2 separate regions of the Homo sapiens genome follow, and region 1 is linked to region 2. The links are chromatin loops, found by intact Hi-C in ENCODE. Cell type or tissue: endothelial cell of umbilical vein. All regions are shown on one strand. Each heading gives the region's core, and the rest is flanking DNA. Links, peaks and the distances in the headings are about the cores only.

What was found. Hi-C counts contacts between places; a loop is a spot of excess contacts. Peaks named below come from ENCODE experiments on the same cell type or tissue, not always from the same donor. Only the 100,000 strongest peaks of a DNase experiment are listed, where the experiment ranks them.
Region 1: a loop joins it to region 2, with 5 times the contacts of the local background. A loop is called at or near these places in 6 of 110 quality-filtered maps.

Annotation. Positions count from the first base shown.
Region 1 is chr2:150,460,527-150,466,958 of GRCh38, forward strand. No RefSeq gene overlaps it. Among named protein-coding and RNA genes, the nearest start is that of RND3, 24 kb to the right of the region's middle. In endothelial cell of umbilical vein, for the core only: no CTCF peak of the experiment used is centred there; DNase peaks (open chromatin) are centred at 3,875 and 5,675; H3K27ac peaks cover 3,134 bases.
Region 2 is chr2:150,407,197-150,413,628 of GRCh38, forward strand. No RefSeq gene overlaps it. Among named protein-coding and RNA genes, the nearest start is that of RND3, 77 kb to the right of the region's middle. RefSeq lists an enhancer at 3,562-4,451. In endothelial cell of umbilical vein, for the core only: no CTCF peak of the experiment used is centred there; DNase peaks (open chromatin) are centred at 2,245 and 3,875; H3K27ac peaks cover 3,781 bases.

The sequences.
Region 1 (6,432 bases), core at 1,032-6,031, 53 kb after region 2:
GCTAGAGGGAAAATGACAGGGTTATACTAGTTTTGCTGTTTATTTAATAAACACATATTTATTAAAGACCTAGGATGCGCCAGAAACCAGGCCAGATAGTTGGTTATAATGAGGAATAAGGCATGTATGTTCCTCTTATGCTGCAATGTACCCTATGGTATGAAAAGTACCATAGATCCAGATAACAGGAACATCTAACTCAATTTGTAGAGTCAGTAGGAAAATATCTGAATTTATGATATCTAAGTTGAACCATGAAGGATCAGAATGATTTTTCCAGGTAGCCATTGCCAACCATGAGAAGAGAGAAGAGTATTTCTGGCAGAAGGAACAGCATGTGTAAAGGTCAAAAGTGAGAGAACACAGTGGCTGGGCCCTACTTTGTCTTTGCTTTATTAATTTTCATGCAAGCTAAGGAACGTAGAATAGTAAACATTAATACTTTACTGTTTTATTTGGGAGGGAAAATACTTTTACCTTGTGTATTGTATTAGTCTGTTCTCATGCTGCTATGAAGAACTGCCTGAGCCTGGGTAATGTATAAAGGAAAGAGTTTTAATTGACTCACAGTTCCTAAGGGATAGGGAGGCCTCAGGAAACTTGTAATCACAGTGGAAGGGGAAGCAAACAGCCTTCTTCACATGGCAGCAGGAAGAAAAAGTGCAAAGCAAAAGGGGGAAAAGCCCCTTCTAAAACCATCTGATATTGAGATAATTCACTCACTATCACAAGAACAGCATGAGGATAACCACCCCCATGATTAAATTACCTCTTACTGATCCCTCCCTTGACACATGGGGAATATGGGCACTACAATTCAAGGTGAGATTTGGGTGGGGACAAGGAGCCAAACCATATTATTTGTAGTATAAATGATTTCCTTATCAATTGCCTATAAGGTTTGAGATCAGATTATGATTCATTTGTAGGTTCCACTTGGAGGGAGTAGTGTTCCATGGACCATGAATGCTACAGATTTAGGAGAATTTAAAGAAACATTTTAAAGGCTGGAGCAAAGATCACAAGGAGAGGGAGGGAAAGGATGAATGTGGTAAGAGATGAGGCTCGGCTGGTGAACAAGGAGCAGCTAGGCCTGAACCTTATAAGCCATGCGAATAGGTTTGAGCATGATTATAAGAGTAATGGGAAGCCACAATTTTAAGTCAATTTTTGTTGTTTAATTTGGAAAAATAGCAGCGGTTGTATTCCTTTCATCCCTTCTTCTCTTATCAAGACCTTTTCTCTAACTTAAACAGTAAATAACAGCAATACAAATGAATTGACATGATATTTTCTCCTGTCTCAATTTTCCAGGGAATAGCCCTGTGATGGTTAATACTGAGTATCAACTTGGTTGGATTGAAGGATACAAAGTATTGATCCTGAGTGCGTCTTTGTGGGGGTTGCCAAAAGAGATTAACATTTGAGACAATGGGCTGGGGAAGGCAAATCCACCCTTAATCTGAGAGGCACAATCTAATCAGCTGCCAGCGATTATAAAGCAGGCAGAAAAACGTGGAAAGGAGAGAGATGGGCCTAGCCTCCCAGCCTGCATCTTTCTCCTGTGCTGGATGCTTCCTGCCCTTGAACATCGGACTCCAAGTTCTTCAGTTTTGGGACTCGGACTGGTTCTCCTTGCTCCTCAGCTTTGCAGAAAGCCTATTGTGTGTGATCGTGTAAGTTAATACTTAATAAACTCCCATATATATATTTTATATATATGTATACACACACACACACACACACACATATATATCCTATTAGTTCTGTCCCTCTAAGAGAACACTGACTAATATAAGCCCCATTGATGATTCTAGGTTTTTTGATTAATTTAAACAAAACCATATTTAAATTATCATCAAAAAGATTTTATCAGTATCTAATTGTGGGCAGCACTTAAGGGAATAACACATACAAAAACTAGAACCATCTAGGGTCTACTGTTTAAAAACTTACGACTTATGGCCAGGTGTAATGGCTCACACCTGTAATCCCAATACTTTGGGAGGCCCAGGCAGGCAGATAACAACGTCAAGAGATCAAGACCATCCTAGCCAACATAGTGAAACCCCATCTCTACTAAAAATACAAAAAATTAGCTGGGCATGGTGGCGGGCACCTGTAGTCCCAGCTATTTGGGAGGCTGAGGCAGGAGGATCACTTGAACCCGGGAGGCGGAGGTTGCAGTGAGCTGAGATTGCGCCACTGCACTCCAGCTTGGCAATAGAGTGAGACTCCATCAAAACAAACAAACAAGCAAACAAAAACAAAACAACAACAAAAAAACTTATCATTTACTGTTCTGCCTGTGTCTTTCCCAAACTGACATAATTCCTCTGCCTTTCCTCAATCTGTTTTGTCTCATTAGGGAACTGGAAATGCAACCCAATTTTTCTCTCGAGTGATGTCAAGAGATGGCAAGGAAGGTGTTGCAACATTCTAGCCAGAAAGCTATTTTCTTCCCACTTTGGAAGGGCCTCAGAGAATGACAGAAGTGGCCATGATATGAAAGGAACAACTGACAGATTTTGATTTCTCTTGGCTGACAGCTTCATTTTAGGACTTTGTTTGTCAACGACATCCAGACCTATGCAGCTGGAAGACTGACTTCAACAAATCTAAATGTCTCTTTAAGAGTCTAAGCAACCTATTCCTTTTTTTCCAGGTACCCATTTATCTATAATTAAGTCAGCATTAAAGGGATTTCCCACCAACTTCTATCTAAAGCTGCAAAAAGGATGACTAGCTACTGCCTGAAGTGGGTTTAACAGATCCTGGGGTGAGCACTAGGAAAGCCTTCCATAGAAAAATGGCTGGGTATGAAACATGAAGAAAGATGTCATTCACATTGTCCCTCATTACTGAATTGATTATTTTGATTTGAATTTCTGAATTCTGTTCCTTTGGACAGCTCTGTTCCTTAGGATTCTGTTCCTTAGAATAGCAGGTGTTACTGCTATTATGCTCTTGAGGTTAATTGGTCCTATCATATAGATACATACATATGTGTGTGTGTGTGTGTGTATCTCCTTCCTTCCTCACCAATACACGCTCACACTATAGGCTTGATGTCTTTATTGAGAAAACATGTTACTCCTTTTATTACTGATTGTGAAAAGTAATACCCGCCTGCTTCTGCACATGGCATTAGGAGAACACCTGAACCTTCTCCCTTTGAATCCCAGGCAGAATGCGAGCTTGCATTTGGAGGATAAAGAAACACATTTTTTTCATCAGCAGAATTGGACTATTAATTATCCTCCATAGAATTACAGAGGGAAAAAAATCAACTAAGTGCAATCTGATCTCATCTTATTTGTTCTTTAATCCTTCTAAGAATCAGTCTTTGATATTTAGGACATGAGCAGAGAAGAGCAACAACAATAATGACGGAGGAGAGGACTGTCTATTTATACTCCCCCAACATTTCTTATCACTCTGAATTGTGATTTTATTTGTATTTGTCTTTCTCACCCTAGACAGGCATCTATAGAACAAGGACAGGGTCTAATTCATCTCTCTGTATGCCCAGCACAGAACACAGCATCTGAGACATAGAAAATACTCAGAGAGTATTTGTTGACTAAGTAAATGACTGGGTCTGCAAAAGCAAAAGGCATCACCCAAACAACTATTTCCATTGTATTATTTTCTACTCTCAGAAAAACTCCACTGCACTTGCCAGCAGTACCATATCTGGATTTGGAGGAAACCACACATTCTAATCCCATCAAATGGCAAATACACATTTGATTGGGCCTCTGCAAGCAATAGCCTCCTCGTTGGCCAGGGTCAGGGAGAACAGAGATTGAGAATCTGAAGGCCTGTTTTTAGTCTCTGCCATTAGCTTAGCCACCCTGGGCAAGTCCCTGAATGTAACTAAACTTCCATATTCTTCTTTGTAAAATAGAGAAGTTTGACACAGAAATATTTGATCTGGGTACTATAGGTTCATGAATGAATATCAAGGGAAGTCTGTGAACTTCCTGAAATTGTGTGTAAAATGTTATGGCTATCTGAGTCATATGTATTTTTGCATTTTTAAGGAACAAAGGGTTTATAGCTGTCATTAAGTTTTTTAAAGGAAACCAACTTTTAAAAACAAGAGGTTAAGAAACTCCTGAATAGTTAATTTTGATATCTCTTTTTTCTATAAAATGTCTACACTTCTAAGAAAACATCTAAAACTGCTTTAGCCCACAATATATATTTTTTCCTCTGATTGTCCATTCTCCCCATGATCAGTCACCACCTCAATATACTTGAAACATTTATGCAAGGCCAGGGTAAACGTCATCTACCTTAGCTGAATCTGGAGCTAGGTCTTTGACTTCTCCAAATTCCACACAGTAATTATCACAGTCATGCCCATAGTAAATATTGGATGAAAACTTTCACAGATTTATTTTATCCCAGAACACTGACTCTTTTTCCCTCCAATATTCTATGCCTTGCAGGACCAGGACCATAATTATCATCTATCTCAAAGGTGCTCAGGAGGCAGATATTAGAGGGAATATTTACTATGAATGTTCTCATAAAAGGCCAACAGGATGAGGTGATTGTCCAGGAGCTTTGAGGGCACTAAGTGAAAAGAGAGTGATTTCTGATCTACTCAGGTGCGGCAGGGAGGCCATGTGTGAAGGGAGTGCCCAGGGTCTGTGGTAGCAGCTCCATGAGTAAAAACCATTGCCTCATCATCTAAAGAAGCCAAAAGCAAGGGGTGAAGGAAGAAAATAGTTTTGTTAGTGTACCTGTATTAGTTTCCTATTGTTCCTGTAACAAATTATCACAAATGTAGTGGATTAAAACAATATAAATTAATAATCTTACAGTTCTTGAGGTCAGAAATCTAAAGTAGGTCCACAGGGCTGCAACTCTTCTGGAGGCCCTGGGGGAGAATTCCTTTCCTTGACCGTTCCAGCTTCCAGAGGCCAACTGTATCCTTTGGCTCATGGCCCCCTTTTTCTGTCTTCAAAGACAGCAGCATAAGCCAGGCATGGTGGCTCATACCTGTAATCCCAGCACTTTGAGAGGTGGAGACCAGGAGTTTGAGACTAGCCTGGATAACATAGCAAGACTCCATCTCCACCAAAAAAAAAAAAAAAAAAAATTAAAAATTAGCCAGGTATGGTAACATAGACCTGTAGTCTCAGCTGTTCAGAAGGCTGAGGCAGGAGGGTCACTTGAGCTCAGGAGTTCAAGGCTGCAGTGAGCTATGATCATATTACTGCACTCCAGCCTGAGTGACAGAGAGTGAGACTCTGCCAAAAAAAAAAAAATCCAGCAGCATAGCATCTTCAAATCTCTCTCCATCCTTCTGCCTGACCCTCTGTCATCTCTGTCATCACATTGCCACTGTCTGACTCTGATTCCTCCTACATAATTGTTATAAAGGTCTGTGACTACATGGGCCCTCTCTGGATAATCCAGAATAATCTTTCCATCACAAGATCTTTAATTTGATCACAACTGCAAAGTCCTTTTTGCTATACAAGGAAACATTCACAGTTTCTGGGATTAGGAGGTGGACATGCTTGGGGAGTCATTATGCAGCCCACCACAATACTTTATGTTGCTTGAGTCTATTTATTTATATGCTGTAGTTTTGTAGAAAGAGTCATATTCATGGAGATTATGTTCAGGAAAGGAGAAAACAGAAAGGGAATTTATGTAGCCAAGTATATGAACAAGTGGTAAGAGGCAAGAACTATGTTCCCAGAGCTGAGAGGAACCTAAAGTTGTAAATAAGTTACCAACTGCCTCTGGGAGACATAAAGAACGAAGGGAGCGTCCTCTCACTAGCAATTGATCATCTTCCGTATGTGGTGTAACATATGCGGCTATTGCATTAATGTGCCTGGCTATGTATTGGAATATTTAGTGCCTACTCACTTTCTTTGATTCAGTTTATGTCAATGGAAATGACAACCAGTTCTGGTGTACTATAGTTTGGTAGTGACTGTCTCCCACTACTACATTATAAATTCCCCATGTGAGAGACTGTATTTAATTCATGATTATGAGCCAAACTCAGAAAAGTGACAGGCATGTAGTAGGCACTCAATAAATATTTGGTGAATAGAAAAATGATAAAAATAAAAACTTTGAGGTTAAAACAGAATGCTGGTGTCAAAATAACCCAGTAGAAAAAGGATAAGCAGCTTTAAGAGTTTCAGGAGAGTTAGAAGATGAGGTCATTTAAAAAAATTCTTTCTAATAAAAATAACTCCCTGAGTTATTTCTAAGTTTGTACTCAAGACAGACTCCCTGCAAGACTAGAATCTTCTAAGAAACTATTCCTGTAAAAGATTAAAATGAGAGAGACACAGTGTAAGTCTTACTCAGAGTTTGAAAACCACCTTTTAGTATTTAAAAAGGCATTAACCATGATCATTAATCAATAGAAAGGAATGTTCACAGAATGCTTAG
Region 2 (6,432 bases), core at 916-5,915:
TTGGGGGCTGGCAAGCCCAAGGTTTCTACTTGCTGTTTGATCAGAATTTGGGGTAAGAATCTCATAGCAGTCAGAATGGCTATTATTAAAAAGTCAAAATAACAGCAGATGCTTGTGAGGTTGTGGAGAAAAAGAAAGTTTATATACCGTTTGTAGGACTGTAATTTAGTTCAACCATTGTGGAATACAGGTGGTGATCCCTCAAATACCTAAAGACAGAAACACATTTGACCCACCAATCTCATTACTGGGTATATACCCAAAAGAATATAAATCACTGTATTATAAAAATACATGCACACATATGTTCATTGCAGCACTATTCACAATAGCAAAGACATGGAATCAACCCAAATGCCCATCAATGATAGACTGGATAAGGAAAATGTGGCACAGATACACCATACAATACTATGCAGCCATAAAAAAGAATGAGATCATGTCCTTTGCAGGGACATGGATGGAGCTGGAAGTCATTATCTTTAGCAAACTAATGCAGGAATAGAAAACCAAATACCACATGTTCTCACTTATAAGTGGGAGCTAAATGATGAGAACACATGGACACACAGAAGGGAGCAACACACACTGGGGCCTTTTGGAGGGTGGAGGGCGAGAAGAGAGAGGGGATCAGAAAAAAATAACTAATGGATACTAGGCTTAATACCTGAGTGATGAAATAATCTGTACGACAACCCCCATGACACACATTTACCTATGTATCAAACCTGCACATGTATCCTTGAACATAAAATAAAAGTTAAAAAATAAAAAGAATTTGGGGTAAGAGCACTACCATTTAACCCCTGATGTAATGCTGAAGCCTCTACACCAGCATCAGGGTCTTCATAAAGATGAAGGTCAGGGAGCAGAGTTGATCCAGTTATGGGCTCAGATAGAGAAATCATGATGATGACTGAAAATCTGAGTAACTGCTCCATCTAGTTAACAGCTGAAAATCTGAGTAACTGCTCCATCTAGTTAATATTTGGATCCCAAATAAAAACACGATAAATTATGAAACTAAGAAAAACATAAGCAGAGAATGTGGAAAGAAGGGATGGCAACCAACCACGTGTCAGTCACTGATTTAGGACTGTATTTACATTATCTCATTTAATTTGCACAAAACTCTATAAGCAGAAAGGATATGTAAAAACACTTCTTGAACACTTTATTAGTCCACTTTGGTTCTAGTGGTAAGCAACACCAAAATCTCAGTTGTTTTTAACAACAAACCATATGTGTCTTGCTCTGGAGTCTGAGGTTGGCCCTGACTCTGCAAGGCTCTGCTGGACTCAGCTAGGCTTGGAGAGACTCCACATGTCTTCTAATTTTGGGAGAACTAACTAGGGTGTGCTTTTTATGGTGGAGGGGAGAATCTCAAGAGGAATGAGCAGAATGCCATGCTACCTATAAAAGTCTCTTCTCAGAACTATAACTTCCACTCATATTCTACTGTTTAAAGCAAGTTGCATGGCCAAGCCAGGCCAGAAGGCAATGGAATGAGGATGTTAGGGTCAGCATGGATAAGTCACATGACAATGGGCTGGTAAGTTTTATCCTAACCAAGTGTTAGGGGATATTGTTGGAAGCTATAGTCCAATCTCTGTCAATCTCCCACCCACTCCCCTTCTTTCTAAAATTTCTCTTCACTACAATAGCATTTAGAAATAAGAGGTATACCTGGCTTTATCGGCAAATGAATGAAGACTTTGAAAGGTTAGCTAATTTGCCCAAGGACTGGCAAGTATCGAATGAGAGACTTAAACCTAACCTGTCTGAGTCTCAAATCCATATTCTTTTCCCAACACTTTTGTTAGAGAATCACCAAGTCTGAGATTTAAAAAAATCTAAGACAACCAGAGATAAATTATGCACAAAGTAGAATTGTGGGAATCATTTCCCTGCAGAGTAAAAATATGAAATTAATTAAGTTTAATGAGTCTGAACATTAGAAACAATTTTCTTAGACATCTTCTTTTATAATACCACCCTTTGGAAGGATATGGTAGGATGAGGTAATGATTAGAGTGAGTCTTAAACAAAATTGTAAAGAAAGTTTTCTTTTTATGACCTTTCGTCCTTCTTTTATTTATTTTGTAATTCATCAGAGGCCCTGCTATCTGCCCCAGAAGCTGGCTACACATAGCTCCTTGTTGCAGTTCCTTCCTTGTGCTTGCCCTCCTGACCAATGCCCAAGTCACAGAATGTTCCTCTCTCCTGTAAAGCATAAAATCTCCACATTATCAGTGTTCCCATCAGAAGGTATACATTTTGAAAGAGGATTCCTGAAAATAACGTCTAGCCTCAGATAATGTTTCTTATGACCATTTGACCCTGGGGTCTAATGTCTAAAATAAGTAAATTTGAGTATGCAGAACTTTCTGACACCTCTACTACCAAGTGTGTGTACTTCAATTAATCTGTAAGCATAAAAAAGGATTTAATTCTTGTGAAGGGGGCAAAAGCCCTTCTTTCTCATTCATGGTCAAATGTCAAGTGGATTTTATACTTTCTTGGAAATAGATGTGTGGCTGCCAGCTGGAATGACACTTTACCTTTTTTCCTCATGAGACGCTTCTTATTTTTCTGTATTTATTTATTTATTTGAGAGAGAGTCTCGCTCTGCCATCCAGGCTGGAGTGCAGTGGCATGATTTCGGCTCACTGCAACCTCTGCCTCCTGGGTTCAAGTGATTCTCCTGCCTCAGCCTCACCAGTAGCTGAGATGACAGGCGCCTGCCACCATGCCCAGTTAATTTTTGTATTTTAGTAGAGATGGGGTTTCACCATGTTGGCTAGGATGGTCTCAAACTCCTGACCTCAAATGAGCTGACCACTTTAGCCTCCCAAAGTGCTAGGATATAGGTGTCAGCCACCACACCCGGCCGATATGCTTCTTATTTGAAAAAAAAAATAAAAAGTTTTTGGTAAGTTGACTTGGGAAAACCCATTCTATGCATATTGATGGGGAGGAATAGTCACAGAGAGCACTGCTTTCATGAGCTCTACCAAAGTATCTTCCCTAGCCGTCTACTCCACTGAAACAGAAGGTCTTCCCTCTAAGGGAAGTAGGAGAATGGGGGAAAAGAGAATGTGACGACAGTTCTTGCCTCCATGTTTCTCTGGTTAATCTGAATGCAGGTTTTCTAGCCAGTAAATTGTAAAATCAAGCTCATTATAATTTTGAAAAGAGAGATTAATCCACAATGTTCTTATTTTATGCCTGGAACATAGTTGGTATTCAATATCCATGTGCTCAATGAATGAATGCATGAGTGAATACATTGGTGAGTATTAATCAGGGCTTAAAGTCCACTGCATATATAAGAGGACTTTCGTTTGTGTTTATTTGACACTTGCACATTCAGAAATATTTTTAAAGTAACTTATAAGCTTTGTGATTTAAAATGGTACCTGAGCCATCATAAATGCTATTGCCATCTGGAATATATTTGTGACAATTTTCTTTAAAAGTCAGTAGTGTGAGCCATGATGCTTTGCTTTTACATGCTTGTGTATGCGTTGCCAAAGTATTTTTATAATATTATAGAATTCTGAATAAATTATCAAGAGAGGAGCCACTATCTTTGTGAAGTGTGGAAATGAAATTTGCTCATTTAAAAAGACACATCTAGAGTGTAAGAAATGTTTTATTGATACAGAATATACTCATGCATACTCACACTGCAGACATTTTAGATGGCAGCAAGTGCTTCTTTCAAGTGTTGCCTTTCGACACCTTGGTTGACTGATCTTATGGTATGGCTTGGTGGGAAGGGAATACAGGTCAATAAGCGGAGAGTGGTGTGGTAGAGAGAGGACAAAGAGTGAATAAGTGGATCATTGCTAATGTCAGAATTCCTGAAATGCCTGAGATGCCTGGAGCATTCCTGCTGGAGATTGAAATAACATAACAGAGTGACCCCAGGTCTGGAGATTCTTGCCTCATTTATTTTGCATTGGAAGTCACAGTAAAAATGGTTCTTAGTTTCGCTTGAGCACTGACCTACATTTAAATAGAAAGAAACCAATAACAGTTATACTTAAATCCCCAATGCCAATATGTCTGAAAAAATATGTTGTGAAGGAAAAGGAAGAAAAAAACAACTTTCATGGGCATAACTTATCTTTGACTGTCACAAAATCAATAGGCTTTACAGAGCAGAGGAAATTCAATAGCTCGGCATTCATAATAAAGATTGGTTTGGGTGATTTGTCTCTCTCTAATAAGGCAGGCCTTGGACCCCAGCTTCCCTTCCTTTAAAACTCAAAGGGGGTGAAGATTTCTTCATCACAGCCAAGTCTTCTTGCTTGTCTATTGTCAGGACTTTACAATGGTACTGCTTGTCTAGTCAAGCCTTGCTTCACCCAGGAGAACAGACTGCACATTGGGGTGTGGAGTAACAGATGCCCAGCTTTATACCAGCATTCAGCCTTCCTCAGCCTGCCTGACAGCCTTTTCATGCATCACGGATTCATCCATTTCAATGAGAAATCCAGAGCAATGCTGCAAGTATTTGTGTGGTTTTTTTGAGAGACTACTTTATAGAATGTGTCCAGATATTCACTCTGGAAACTGTGCCCATTGCAGAAAAATGTGAAAAAGATGTGAGTGCACTGGCCTGACCCAACTCTCATCTGAGGAAGCTTATGCCCAGACACCCATTGATATGTTCAGATCAAGTGGAGAGATAGAGGACCAGAAAGGATGAAGAGGCTGATTATCACAGGTGGTGTGCCACACCCAAGGCTTGCCAGCCCTGAGGCTGTACCACACCCAACACAGGTCCTTGAACATGGCAGGAAATAAACAGATGTCAGCTGAATTGAGGTAAAAGTCTAGCATATGATCGGGCGTGGTGGCTCACGCCTGTAATCCCAGCACTTTGGGAGGCCAAGGCAGGCGGATCACCTGAGGTCAGGAGTTCAAGACCAGCCTGGCAAACATGGTGAAACCACATCTCTACAAAAATTAGCTGGGCATGATGGCAGGTACCTGTAATCCCAGCTACGCAGGAGGCTGAGGCAGGAGAATCGCTTGAACTTGGGAGGCAGCGGTTACAGTGAGCCGAGATTGAGCCGCTGAACTCCAGTCTGGGAGACAGAGCAAGACTCCATCTCAAAAAAAAGAAAAAAAAAAAATTCTAGCATATATCAAATTCCTAACATGTGCCACTCTCTTTACATATTAGTCCTAATCTTCATAGCTTGCCGGAAAACAGATGTGTTACTGCTGTAATTCTCTGCTGTGCCAAAAACAAAAACAAACAAACAAACAAAAAACCCCAAGTTCAGAGGTTAAAAAATGGGCTCAAAGTCATATAGATAGTCTGGGTTAGAGGCAGGACTCCAATCAACACCTCCCTGACTCTGAGGCCATGTCCTTTCAACTACTCCAGAAGCCTTCTCTTAGCAACATTATCAGACCAAGGAGGAGCAAGCTGGGCCTAAGTTAAATGACATTGCTCAAAAGTTGTAAGCGTTAGGGTCCTCCTTCTCAGACTTAAGCCTCTATAACCCTACTGGACTTGAAAAACCTAGGTTTTAGTTTTGCTTCTGCCACTAACTCATGGTATGATCTTATGCCAGTTGACTTTTTTGAGCCCAGGGTTCCTTTCTATAAAGTGGCAGTTAAGAATCCTCATCCTACCTCCTTTCTCTGTGTGGACACATGAGAAGAAGAATGTACAAGCGCAGAAATTCTCACTTAACTTCTCCAATATGTTCTTAGAAACTGCGACTTTAAGCAAAATGTACTGCAGGCCCTAGAATCATATCATTTCTTTCAACATTGTTTCATTATAATGTTGATGAGAAAAAAAAAAAACAACATTGGTTTAGTTCTATGTTGTTTCACTTAAAGTTGCAGTAGATGAATCCTGGGTAGTCTAGAAATGTAGGCTAGCAGCAGTAGCTGGGGCAGAGCGCCGTGTAGGAACAGAGGGAAGAGCTAACCAACAGAACGATGGAGGGATAGAGCACTACCAGTAGGGTGGCAGCTGCCTCTCCTTCCAAGCTTCTCCGATGGGCCCTCTTGAAAAAGCAGAAAATAAACAACAGTGAGTCAATAAGTAACCACTGCATGCTTGTCAGTATTCACCTTTTGTCAATCTGTGAGCCCCCTGCAGTATGGATTGAAGGATTGGAGGCTAGGGCCACCACTGAGAAATAAGTTAATGGAATCTGCCGAGCATGGCAGCAGAGGTGACATTTAAGAAGTAAGAGCTGTAGAGCCACTGGCCCCTCATCTACCCTCCCTAGGCAGGAACCCCTCTCCTGACTAATTCCACCTGCATTCCAAGAGTGACTCTGACCCAGTGCTGCCACGGGACAAGAAGGTTGGCTGTCTTCCCCAGGATAGGCAGCTGGCGGATGAGCTGAGAGAGGTTTAAGAAAGAAGATGAAACCAGCACGCGGAACCATGGAA